Linked DNA regions of Homo sapiens: region 2 is linked to region 1. The links are chromatin loops, found by intact Hi-C in ENCODE. Cell type or tissue: MCF 10A. All regions are shown on one strand. Links, peaks and the distances in the headings refer to the core of each region. The heading gives the core; the rest is flanking DNA.

Evidence for each region. Peaks named below come from ENCODE experiments on the same cell type or tissue, not always from the same donor. Only the 100,000 strongest peaks of a DNase experiment are listed, where the experiment ranks them.
Region 2: it touches region 1 in a loop (6-fold over the local background); 7 of 110 quality-filtered maps call a loop at or near these places.

The regions. Positions count from the first base shown.
Region 1 is chr20:22,681,637-22,687,205 of GRCh38, reverse strand. LINC01747 (long intergenic non-protein coding RNA 1747) reads left to right here and starts at 1,862. Exons shown (of 3, transcript NR_146527.1): 1 at 1,862-2,090; 2 at 2,302-2,461. LOC124904963 (a long non-coding RNA gene) reads right to left here and starts at 1,773. Exons shown (of 2, transcript XR_007067729.1): 1 at 1,319-1,773. RefSeq lists an enhancer at 1,512-2,711. In MCF 10A, for the core only: CTCF peaks have their summits at 1,881 and 3,036 (motif pointing right); DNase peaks (open chromatin) are centred at 935 and 3,015.
Region 2 is chr20:21,716,318-21,721,886 of GRCh38, reverse strand. PAX1 (paired box 1) reads right to left here. Exons shown (of 5, transcript NM_001257096.2): 5 at 3,406-5,569. Among named protein-coding and RNA genes, the nearest start is that of PAX1, 13 kb to the right of the region's middle. In MCF 10A, for the core only: CTCF peaks have their summits at 1,881 and 2,081 (motif pointing left); a DNase peak (open chromatin) is centred at 2,066.

The DNA of each region.
Region 1 (5,569 bases), core at 369-5,368:
TTTCAATGAGAGCCTCTGATAAAGTAACATTTGCTTTTTGTTCCCATGTTACCTGAGAGGGCAACAGAAAGTTTGAGGGATGAGAAAGTGGCAGCCACATGGAGCTCCAGGGAAGGAATATTTAAAGCAGAAGGAAAGCAAGTGCCAAGGCCCTGGGGTAAGAAAGAGGTGGGAGTCTTAGAACATGAAGGACGTGTGGCCGGGCGTGGTGACTCACACCTGTAATCCAGCACTTTGGGAGGCCAAGGCGGGTGTATCACGAGGTCAGGAGATCGAGACCACAGTGAAACCCCATCTCTACTAAAAATACAAAAAATTAGCCAGGCACAGTGGTGGGCGCCTGTAGTCCCAGCTACTCAAGAGGCTGAGGCAGGAGAATGACGTGAACCTGGGAGGTGGAGCTTGCAGTGAACCGAGATGGCACCACTGCACTCCAGCCTGGGCGACAGAGTGAGACTCTGTCTCAAAAAAAAAAAAAAAAGAACATCAAGAAGGATGCCAGGGAGTGGGACGCCTCATGCAGGAGGGAAAGGGATATGAAATATGTTTGAAGGAGTAGGCAAGATGTCCAAAATCCCGGAAACTACACTAGGTATTTCAAGCAGAGAGAACTTAATATGGGGGTTTGTGGCACAGGTGAATGAAGAGTTGAGGAGTCAAACAAGAAGTAGAGACAAAATCCAGATATGAGCAACACCAGGAAACTGATCTCACCCCTAGGCCAGGGGGGCAAAAGGAGAATGCATGTGGGGCTCTCTGAGCCCAAGGTCTCTGTGCCCTCCCAGCCAGGCACAATGGGAGCACAGAGAGAGACTGCCTTGTGCTGGAGCTAAAATCATGGATGAAGCCATGAGAAACAGGAAGAAGAGGCTGGCACATCCAGGCTTCTCTCCTCCTCCCAGCAGCCAATCTCCGGCCAGTGCCTCCCATTGGCTGAATCTACCAGGAAGCGAGAGCGCAAGGCCTCCCGGGAAATGTAGTTCCCTTCGCTGCAGCGCATGGGCACAGCTGGGGAGTGGTACCCTATGTGCCATTTAGATGTCATTTCTGCTGTATTCCCCGCAGTTAGCCCTCTGTGCAATGGTCAGATTAGGTGCTTAAGAAACCTTTGCTGAATTATCAACTACTCATGAAACGAGAAAAATCCAAACAAGTGATGCTAAGGACTTTAGTCCTATTACCCCAAATCCATATAAAGTTCTTCATCCTCAGCAAGACTACCTGATTGTATGCAGTTCACCTGATTAATCAAAGTGTGCTTATATCGCTGATGATGGAGAGCTGTAAGCTTCTCCACAGCATTTTCTCAGCCACTTACGTATAGATGGTATTCACATTTAGTCTTGCATGTCTAAAAGCTGGACGAAGTCCCCCACAGCAATAGGACAAGGTATGCCACAGGTGCCCTCCAATCCAGCTGGTGAAGTCAAAACTAACTTCCTGCAAAAGAGAATCAGTCCACACTGCGATGATAAACTGGTCCAGGACCGGCTGGTTATCACACGGAGTTTGGAATCCATTAATACTGAATGTTCTTATATTCCCTCTTCCCGTCCTTCTTCCAGACATTGCCCTCCATCTCTCTGATGGTTCATATGTGGTAGCCAGCGTGTACAGGATATGGCTTCATTTCCTGCTGTGATCTCCTCTGCGATTTCAAAAAGGTTAATTCGTTACTTGGTAGAAAATGTGAAATTCAACAAAAATATTGCCTTTCTTACTAAGCAAACTAAGCCTGGTCTAGCTGGGGATGTGATGTAACAATTCTCTTGGTGGTCTGCCCTCAAACCGTCAGGTTTCCATAGCCCTAACAATGTGGCCGTGGATCATGGGGGAGCTAGCATTGCCTCCAGGGTGATGTCACAATTCCCAAATCCTTGCACTAGGTGGGGCCAGCCTCCTGTTGTGTAGACTCATCAACTATACCAGTCCTCTGTTCCTGGTCTCTGGAGCTTCAATTTGGGAAAGTGACCCATTAGCTTCTGAGGACCAGGGTGAGAGAGGGCAAACTTGAATGCCCTTCACAATGGAGAGATGTGTGCAGACCGGACAGACATCAGTTCCTTTATCAGTGCACAGGTAGCTGCAATGTAAGTGGCTAGTGTGCAGGAACAGCCAGGGAGCTGAAGGATAAACACTTTGGCTTCATTCTCCTGGAGGGGACAGTTCTGAGTCCTCATGCCCCCGCCCCCCTCCTTCAGAGACCACACCTCGGCTGCTCACAGCAATGGCTGCCCATCAACTCACCCTTCAATGCTTCCACCCCCACACTTCCGGTCCCTCTTCCTCACTCTCTTACAGATGCTTCCTGGAATCCTCTCTCAAATAAACTGCTTGCCTCCAAATCCTTGTCTCAGGCCTGCATGTGGAGAGATAAAACCCAGACAAAGAGGCAGACATGAGCAGATGAGCTCCCCCGAACAGGAGACAAGTGGGCTGAGAGGTGAAGGAAGAGGATGAGGTAAGAGAGTGGGGATGGGGAGAGCGGTCTAGGCAGGAATGCACATGCAAGGGTTCTGAGCACGCACAGCCTCGTGGAATCCCCAGGCCTGCCCGGTTCCATTTGGAAGGAGGACACCTCAGGGTTTCCAGTGCTGTGTGGCGCTGTTGGCATTTGAGGCTCACTCTTTGCCGTGGGGGGGCTGCCCTATCACTGTAGAGTGGTAAGAAGCATTCCTGGCCTCTACCCACTAGACACCAGAAAGATCCCCCAGTTGTGACAACCAGAAATGTCCCCAGACACTGTAAAATGTCCTCTGAGGGGCAATGTTGCTTCCTGTGGAACTGGGGTACAGGGCTCTGAAAAGATGAGGAGGGAGAGGTGGCCACTGCCAGTGTCCCCCTTCCTTTGCACATCCATGGACACGTCCCTTGCCAGGTCCTCCTTAAGGCCGACGTCTGGCCAGGCTGCCTGTCCCTTGGCCTGCTGAGATTGGCCGAGATGGGAGGGCTTGTTGGCTCAGTTGCTTTTCAGAGGCCCGACCGGTGGACATTCTTGCCTTTGACCACTAGATGGACCCATTGCAATGCTGTACACAGGAGAAGAGGGGTAGCCAGAAAGGTTCCAGTTTTACCCAGATGGAGAATTTGGTGTTTGAGGCATTTTCTAGTTGAATTCCCCTGACCCCTTCTATCCCTGGAACCCAAAATGTTGTATTGCTCCCAAGTGTGTTCATGAGTGCCGCTGCGTGGAGAGGCAGCCAGGGCTTGGCCGTGAGCTCCTGCAAGCTCACCTTGGGCAGATGTGAGTTCCAGCACCATCGCTTCTTCCCTGTCTGTAAAGTCGGGGTAAACAAAATGCTTATTTCACAGGGCAGCCACGAACGCTCAATGAGACATGACAAGTCAAGTGTGGAGCCCAGGCCCTTCACCCAGAGGAGCTCAAAAAATATTAGCAGCCGTTACCATTGGAGCCTCTGCCTCCTAAACCTGCCTCAATATCTATGGAGGGTGGGAGCAGAGTCACTTTTCCTCACTGGACCTCAGTTTACTCCTCAGAAAGACAGCAGTGATGATGCCCTCTCAAGATATCCTCTAACTCCAGAATCCCTGTCTCTATTGATCGTGTAGGATGAGGCAGTCCAAGTTAAAACAAACACTTTGTTCTTAGTATCTCATTTCATTTTCATAAAAGCCTTAGAGGACACACGCTTTTCTTATCCTCATCTTACATAAAGGTAAACCAAGGCACAGAGGGCTCAAAAGGTGAGGAGGGATTCAAACCTGGCTGTCTAGACCCATTGCCCACATGGCTAACCACCCCATAACCTGCAAGGAAAAATGATCGTTGTCATTCCTTCTGCAAAAGAAGGATGGCTGCTTGTTTCACAAAGGTTAAAGTTATTTAGCAAGGGGAGCTCAAAGGGCTTTGACTGCATTGCAGCCTGGGAGTCAGAGCAGGAATGGAAAACAACCATGAGCCGGCATTGTGTCCGGACCCTTCCAGGGGTTCCTTGAAAGGGGCTATTTTCCTTTTATTCCTATGCAGGGGTTGGCAAACTTTTTCTGTAAAAGGCCAGAGAATAAATAGTTTAGGCTCTGCAGGCCATATGGTCTCTGTCATAACTACTCAACTCTGTCATTGTAGCACAAAAGCAGTAATGGACAAAATGAAAACAAATGGGAGTGGCTGTGTACCAATAAACCTTTATTTATTAAAGGCAGGCAGTGGCCTAGATTTGGCCTCCTGGCCACAGTTTGCCAGTCCCTGAATTAATGCAGCACTTTACCCCAAACTTGTACTGAAGTTTTAGTTGCGCCTCATCTGGCCAAAAGCATTGCCCACTAAACGTGGACTGTGTCCCCAGTGTGGGATTCCTAAGTGGCCAAAGACGAAAAGCATTTGGTTTTTATTGATAAGGTGTTTCTAAGTGGAATATGTCAGAATGTGTCAGGCTCTAATGAGTGTCTGGGAAACAGAGCCTAGGCAGGCACACGGGGAATGTGCTGGCTTTTTACCTCTGGGTCTGTCCCAGAGAGCCTGCAGGCAGTCCACACAGGGGACACGGTTTCTCTGCCCAACTCTGAAAGTACACGACATGAAACATGTGAATGATACTTTCTCACATCACACTAAGTCAACCTGCAGAAGCTTGCACTGCATGTGCTGGTGCATGCCCGGGGAGGCAGCTGCTGGCTGGGACCGACTTTGCCCTGTGCAGAGATGGGAAGGTCTGTCTAGAGTGCCTGCATAGCTGCTTCTGGTGCCCCACACGGTCCCTGTCTATTTACTGCTAGGGAAGAATCCTGGTTCTGCTTCTGTGACAAGTTGTATGAATTGCCCCAATCCAGCCAATTGCAGTGTTAAGACTCAGCAGTGGGTAGCCACAGGTGGATTCTCTCTTGTAATTCTACATGGGTCCTCACCAAACCTGAGAAAGTATCAACTGCTTGTAAGGAAAAAGACATCAGGGAATTATCAACATATCTCATAAACCTGTACAACTCCAGGAAGAATCACCTAGTGAATGTAGCTCTTAACCAAGAGCAACATACAACTTTGCACACTTATTAAACCCTATAAAACCAACAAATTCAAATTATCAGCATTAGTTTAACATGATAGATGGCGTTTTGGGTGAAACTAAATTGTCCATGTTGAATAGTAGAAAGATGTCTTGGCTGCATGCTTTCCTGATGGACCAGCTTTGGTGACATCATCATCATCATTTTCAGTAATTTTCCTGAAAATAGTGAACTCATTTTAACTACAGTTTCATTATGTTGATGGAGAAATCACTTCTAATTGTGCATTACAGAACAGAGTACTCCAGAAAGCAAAAGACTACCAGAGAATGATAAAAATTTTCTTTCATATTCTCTGTGTTGCAAGAGGCCAGTTGCAAGGTGGCACATATACAGCCTGAGAAAGCTATTGGCTCAGAAAAAGGGTAGTATCTTAGCTGCTGCCAGCCACTTGGGAATTGATGAGCCAGTGAGATTCAGTTCTTGCTGCTTCCCTCTTGTTGATGCATTATAAGACTTCCCACATAGGCAGCTCCTGGCCAACTTGGTGACAAAGACGTAAAGGCCTTTGCAGCTGCGCAGCTCTGCTGTTGGGCAGCCTTGC
Region 2 (5,569 bases), core at 200-5,199, 970 kb after region 1:
TTAAAAAATTAGCCAGGTGTGGTGGTGCATGGCTGTAGTTGTAGCTACTCAGGAGGTTGAGGTGGGAGGATCACCTGAGTCTAGAAGTTCAAGGCTGCAGTGAACTATGATCAAACCATTATACTCCAGCCTGGGTGACAGAGTGAGACCCTATCTCAAGAAACAATTTTTTAAAAAATTTTATATATATATATATATATAACATATATATTATATGTGTATTACATATATGTAATACATATATGTTATATATGTAATACATATATGTAATACATATATGTTATATATGTAATACATATATGTAATACATATATAATATACATTACATATATAATATATGTATTACATACATATTATATACATTACATATATAATATACATTACATATATATTATATATGTATTACATATATATTATATACATTACATATATATACATTACATATATATTATATATGTATTACATATATAATATATATGTATATATATGTATTATATACATATATATATACATATATACATATATATATACATACATATATATACATATATATGTATTATATACATATATAATATATATGTATTACATATATATTATATACATTACATATATTATATACATTACATATATAATATACATTACATATATATATTACATATATATTATATATATATATGTAATAGCCAATGTGGTCTACAAGGTTAAAACACGATTTAATTCACCATAAAACGTTGATGTACAAAGAAAAAGAAGAAAACAGCAACAATAATAACACTAATAAAAGCTGACTGTGACCCAAAGCAAGTCCCTACTCTTTATGTATATTATTACATTTAGTTCTCACAGCAGCCCAGGGAGAGAGGTATAATTTCCATTAAACGGATGAGGAAACTAAGGCTGAAAGGTTTTGCCTAAATTTACCCAAAGCAACACAACTGGTAAGTGGTAAAACTGAGACTTTGAACCAGATAGCTCTGCCAACTTTTAGCTACACATCCCCTATCCTTTCCTAAACTGCTTCCTGCATAAAGATGTTCCACAGCTGGTATTCTGAGTTAAATATGTGCAAACGACCACATTACAGATGGTAAGAGAGGCTCCTTTTTTTAAATCTAAGAAATAAATTATCGTTGCCTCACCCATGGTAATCTTTCTGGATTTTATCCTAAAATAAATAGAGAGTGAGAAGATAATCATTTTCCTTGCTGTTTGTTGCCTCTGTAATACGTTGGTCCTTACAGAGAAATATTGTATTGTCACTTTAAATGATTAAAACTTTCAAAAAGATCACTAAATATAGATAAGTTGCTTAAAATGAGAGACAAACTCAAATGAACCAAAAAAATTAAAATTTCACAAATATAAATGAAATTGATTTTATTTCCCAAAAATATCAGTTTAGATTAGGTTGGTTTTTTGTTTTTTGTTTTTTGTTTTTGAGACAGAGTCGTACTCTGTCACCCAGGCTGGAGTGCAGTGGTGCAATCACAGCTCACTGCAGCCTCCCTCTCCTGGGCTCAAGGAATCCTCTTGCCTCAACCTCCCAAGTAGCTGGAACTATGGGCATGCACACCACATCCAGCTAATTTTTTTTTTTTTTTTTTTTTTTTTTTTGATAGCGATGGGGTCTCGCTAGGTCACCCAGGATGGTCTCAAACTCCTGGGCTCAAGCAATCCTTCCTCCTCAACCTCCCAAAGTGCTGGGATTACAGGTGTGAGCCACTGTGCCTGGCTAGTTGCTTTTAAAATTCACATATGTTTATTTTAAACTCAAAGACTTCAATCTATGTATATATTAGAGTCAAAGTTGGAAGTGAAACTTATTTTCAAGGTGCTATTGATGTCTAAGCTAACTTGTTTGCTAAGTCATGTGTTGATGAGCCTAGAAAGTCCATTTTTTACCACATGTGCGAGCATCTGGCTAACAATAATAATAATAACAACAACAACAGCAAGAGCCCTTCTCTTCTAAGTAGACCTTCACAACAGGAAAGTCGCCACTTTAACAAAACGACAAATCTTTTACATTGTATTATTTATCTTCATGCTTGTCTTCATCTCCTGGAACAATATGTGCTCCCCCTGGTGGCCAGAATAATACTTTCAGCTTCCCGGTTCAAGCTAATCATATTACAACTTGTTTGCCAGAGAAGCATTTTATTTTTTATGTTTCACAAGTTTCAGGCTCCAATTCAATTTTTTAAGAAGTCAATTTCTTTCCATTCATTTAAATATCTTGCTTACTTTTCATCCAAGAGATTGTTGTTAAATCAAAACCATCTAGTAATTTTTGTTTTGCTGTTTGTTGTTTGGGGTAAAATAAAATCTTACAAAGCTAAAACCACATCCGCAAATGACTGGAAGAAACTCTGAAAGTTAAAATTGTGAGGTCTATATAAGAAATGACACTGCAGATAATCCATCAAGTCAATATATTTCACCAGAGAAAAAGGAAATAAGACGTTACAGGATGGAAATGTAATTTAATAGCTGAATGAATACTTATCTGCCTATTTCATCCTTAAGAAGAAAAAGAAAAGTGAAGGCAACCCAGGTGGTTACATTATAATGAAGTTGAAATTCTGCCACCCATGAAAACTGCAATTGGGATTCCACTTTTGGATTTGGCCAGCCAGAAACAGATGTGTGTTCCAACAAGAATCACAGGCTGCATCTCCTGGACAAGAGCTCTTTAGAGTGCAGCAGGAGTTTCAACTGGTTTCAACTCCAAAGAAAGGACTAGACTAAACTGAGTATAATTGTTCCAAGTGTTTAGAATTCCCAAGTTGGACTGGGGCTAAATGTGTGGTTCTCATTTTATGGCCTTGAAAAAGAAGACAGTGTGATTCTTCCTTGTTCTGTTAAAAAAAAAAAAAAAAAAAAAACGAAAAAAAAATTTAAGGTTGAGATACAAACGTTTGGCTAGAAATATCTCAACCATAGGACATTTCTTCAGTGAGTAAGGCTATGGTTCAGACAGCAAGGTCAAGGTGAAAACCAAATACCACTTTGTGCATAAATCTTGCCCATTAAAAGAAGGGATTCAAATGTTTCTTATTATATAGCCTGTCTGGATGCACAGTCCTTTCAACTGAGTTCCTCAGGCACATTCTAGCAAGATTCTAAATTCATATCATCCAGCATTACATGGGGCAGGTAGAGTTTCTTTTGAAAAGAAACCCAGGCCAATGTAATCCTAGCTAGGGAAGCTGATGCCAGGAAATCTACAGTGTGCTTTACCGAAACCACAGTTCAATTAAATAAATTCCATCCTTCTTACCAGAAACACACAAATGGCAGAAATACTGTTGTCAGTGAGTGGGGTTCACTCGTCAGGAGGTTAATTCCACGTGGATTTTAGTAAATTGAATTTGGGATAGGTTTAAAAAAATGCTTGTGCCAGTATTGAAAATCTAAACTTTATTTGTAGCCAGTATTTCTTCACACAAGGTTTTCCCGCACCCCTCTGCCTCCATGTCTCTTTCCTGGCCCAGAGAGACTGACTCCCTCCAAAGGAGAGGAAGCCTTCCCCTCACACCTTCAAATGCCCTTCAGTGATCTGTAGAACAACTCGGGGCATATTCAAGAAGGGCAAAACTTCATGCCTCTTGCCCCTCAATCCTCCTTTCCTTTGGTTTGTTTTCCTTACTTCTTGCCAAAAAACAGCTACCTTTGGCAGGGAAGTTATTACAATCCATTGCAAGTACTTCCTCCAATAATGAACACAACAAAATCCTGTCTTTATTCATTTAAAGCACGAAGCTGGCCCTCTTTACAAATACCCTGTTTTTAATAAATCCTCGGTAATAGACATCCATTCACGAGAATAAAGTGGGTACATTGGAGCTGAAGCTGGTGGTACGCAAAGAGCAGATCTTCAGCTCATGTCTGTGTGTGCACAGCACAACTCATTAGTGTGCACTTTCAAATAACACATAGACAGAAACATATTTTCCCGCATGCATGTTTTTCCTGGAAAGATTCACAAAAGACTATAACAGCATTCACCTTTAAGAACAAAAATGAGAGCAGGAAGAACTTCCACTTTTCATTTTAATGTTTCTGTACTGCTTGAGTTTTTTAGTGATACGCATATATTATTTCTATTCTTTCAAAAAATCAGAGGGCTATCTGATTATGTCTTTATTTTCTTTGGGTTACATCTCTATATTTTTCTAAAAAAAACTTATTCTTAAATTAAAAAAATGAAAGGCAAAGACAAACTGCGTTTAGGGAGTGATTGTTTCTCAAATTATTCTACCTGACGTGGTGCTGCATAATTTTATTATGAGCTCTCAGTTCCTCCACAGATCCATACGAACAAAGAGCAAAAGTGCAATATTCCAATGGGATCTTTTGGAAAATATTTAAATTCTGGGTCTCCCACCAACCTTACAAGTGATTCCTCTAACTTTTGTTAACAGATAAGCAAAATTGTCTCCAGAGAGGTGAGGCCACACCAGTGGCAGTCTTCCTACAGGCCAGGTCACCGTGCGCGTTACTGCATTGAAGGCTACATTTCACAGACAGGTTCCAAGAGGTCCCAGTCCCCTGACACATACAGTGGAGCAGAGATTTAAGCCAAGTTCACTAAGATGTTCCGTGACCCCCAGCCGCGAGAGAGGGGGTATGTCCCTCCACACCCCACATGAAATGTCAGAGCCTGCTGGCTCTGGGACGAAGGCTGCCTATCCTCAGTGAATGCTCGCCCCAGAGCCAGGGAACTCAAAGACCCGCCTCCAGCCACAGGATACAGGGAACAAGAGGCAGATTTGAAAAATGCCTCCCTTTGCAGGTGGCACTTAAAACACAGGTGCTTTGCATCCACCCTGGGGCGCATTTCCCAGCTCTTCTCCCCCATAACCCTGATCAGCTCAAACACAGAAGTGGGCCATAGCAGGGAAATGGGGATGGTGACAACTCAAAGGTAGAAGTTGTCATATAGATTCTTCTCATTCCTTCAGAAAGGGATGTGATGTCTTCCTCCTGGCCTGAGCAAGCCAGTCCTTCTCCAGGCAGCACAAATGGGTGCATGAAAATTCTGTCCAGGATGTCACCACTGAGCATGCAATGCTCATCTAAGCACAAGGAGACAGGCTGAGAGGATGGGGGACTTGGGAACATGCTTCTCTGTCATACTTTTTTCCTATTATCAGTATGACAAGCTCTTCTACAGGATATGCTGCCATGGAAGGCTGAGGACTTCAGTCTCAAAGTCCAAGTCTCAATCCTGCCTCTCTGATGAGATAGTGTCACCCAGTTTCCAAGCACAAGCCCTCTAATTCATACCTTGCTATGTGGTCTAAAGAAAATAAATCAAATCCCTAGCCATCACTAACACTGTCTACAAAGTGAAACTTTAAAAAAAAAAAAAAAAAAAGACAAGAGACTTTGAATCTGAGAAGAAGAGTCTCTCTAGGAAAAAAGTAAGTACTTTTTTATAATTGATACCTTCAACAGATACTATCAAAAAGAGTTGAAACAAAAACTGTTTACCACTAGTCCCCTAGGTGGGACCAGTGCACACACCAAGCAGGCAGCTCCACTCACAAACAGCAACTTCAATTCA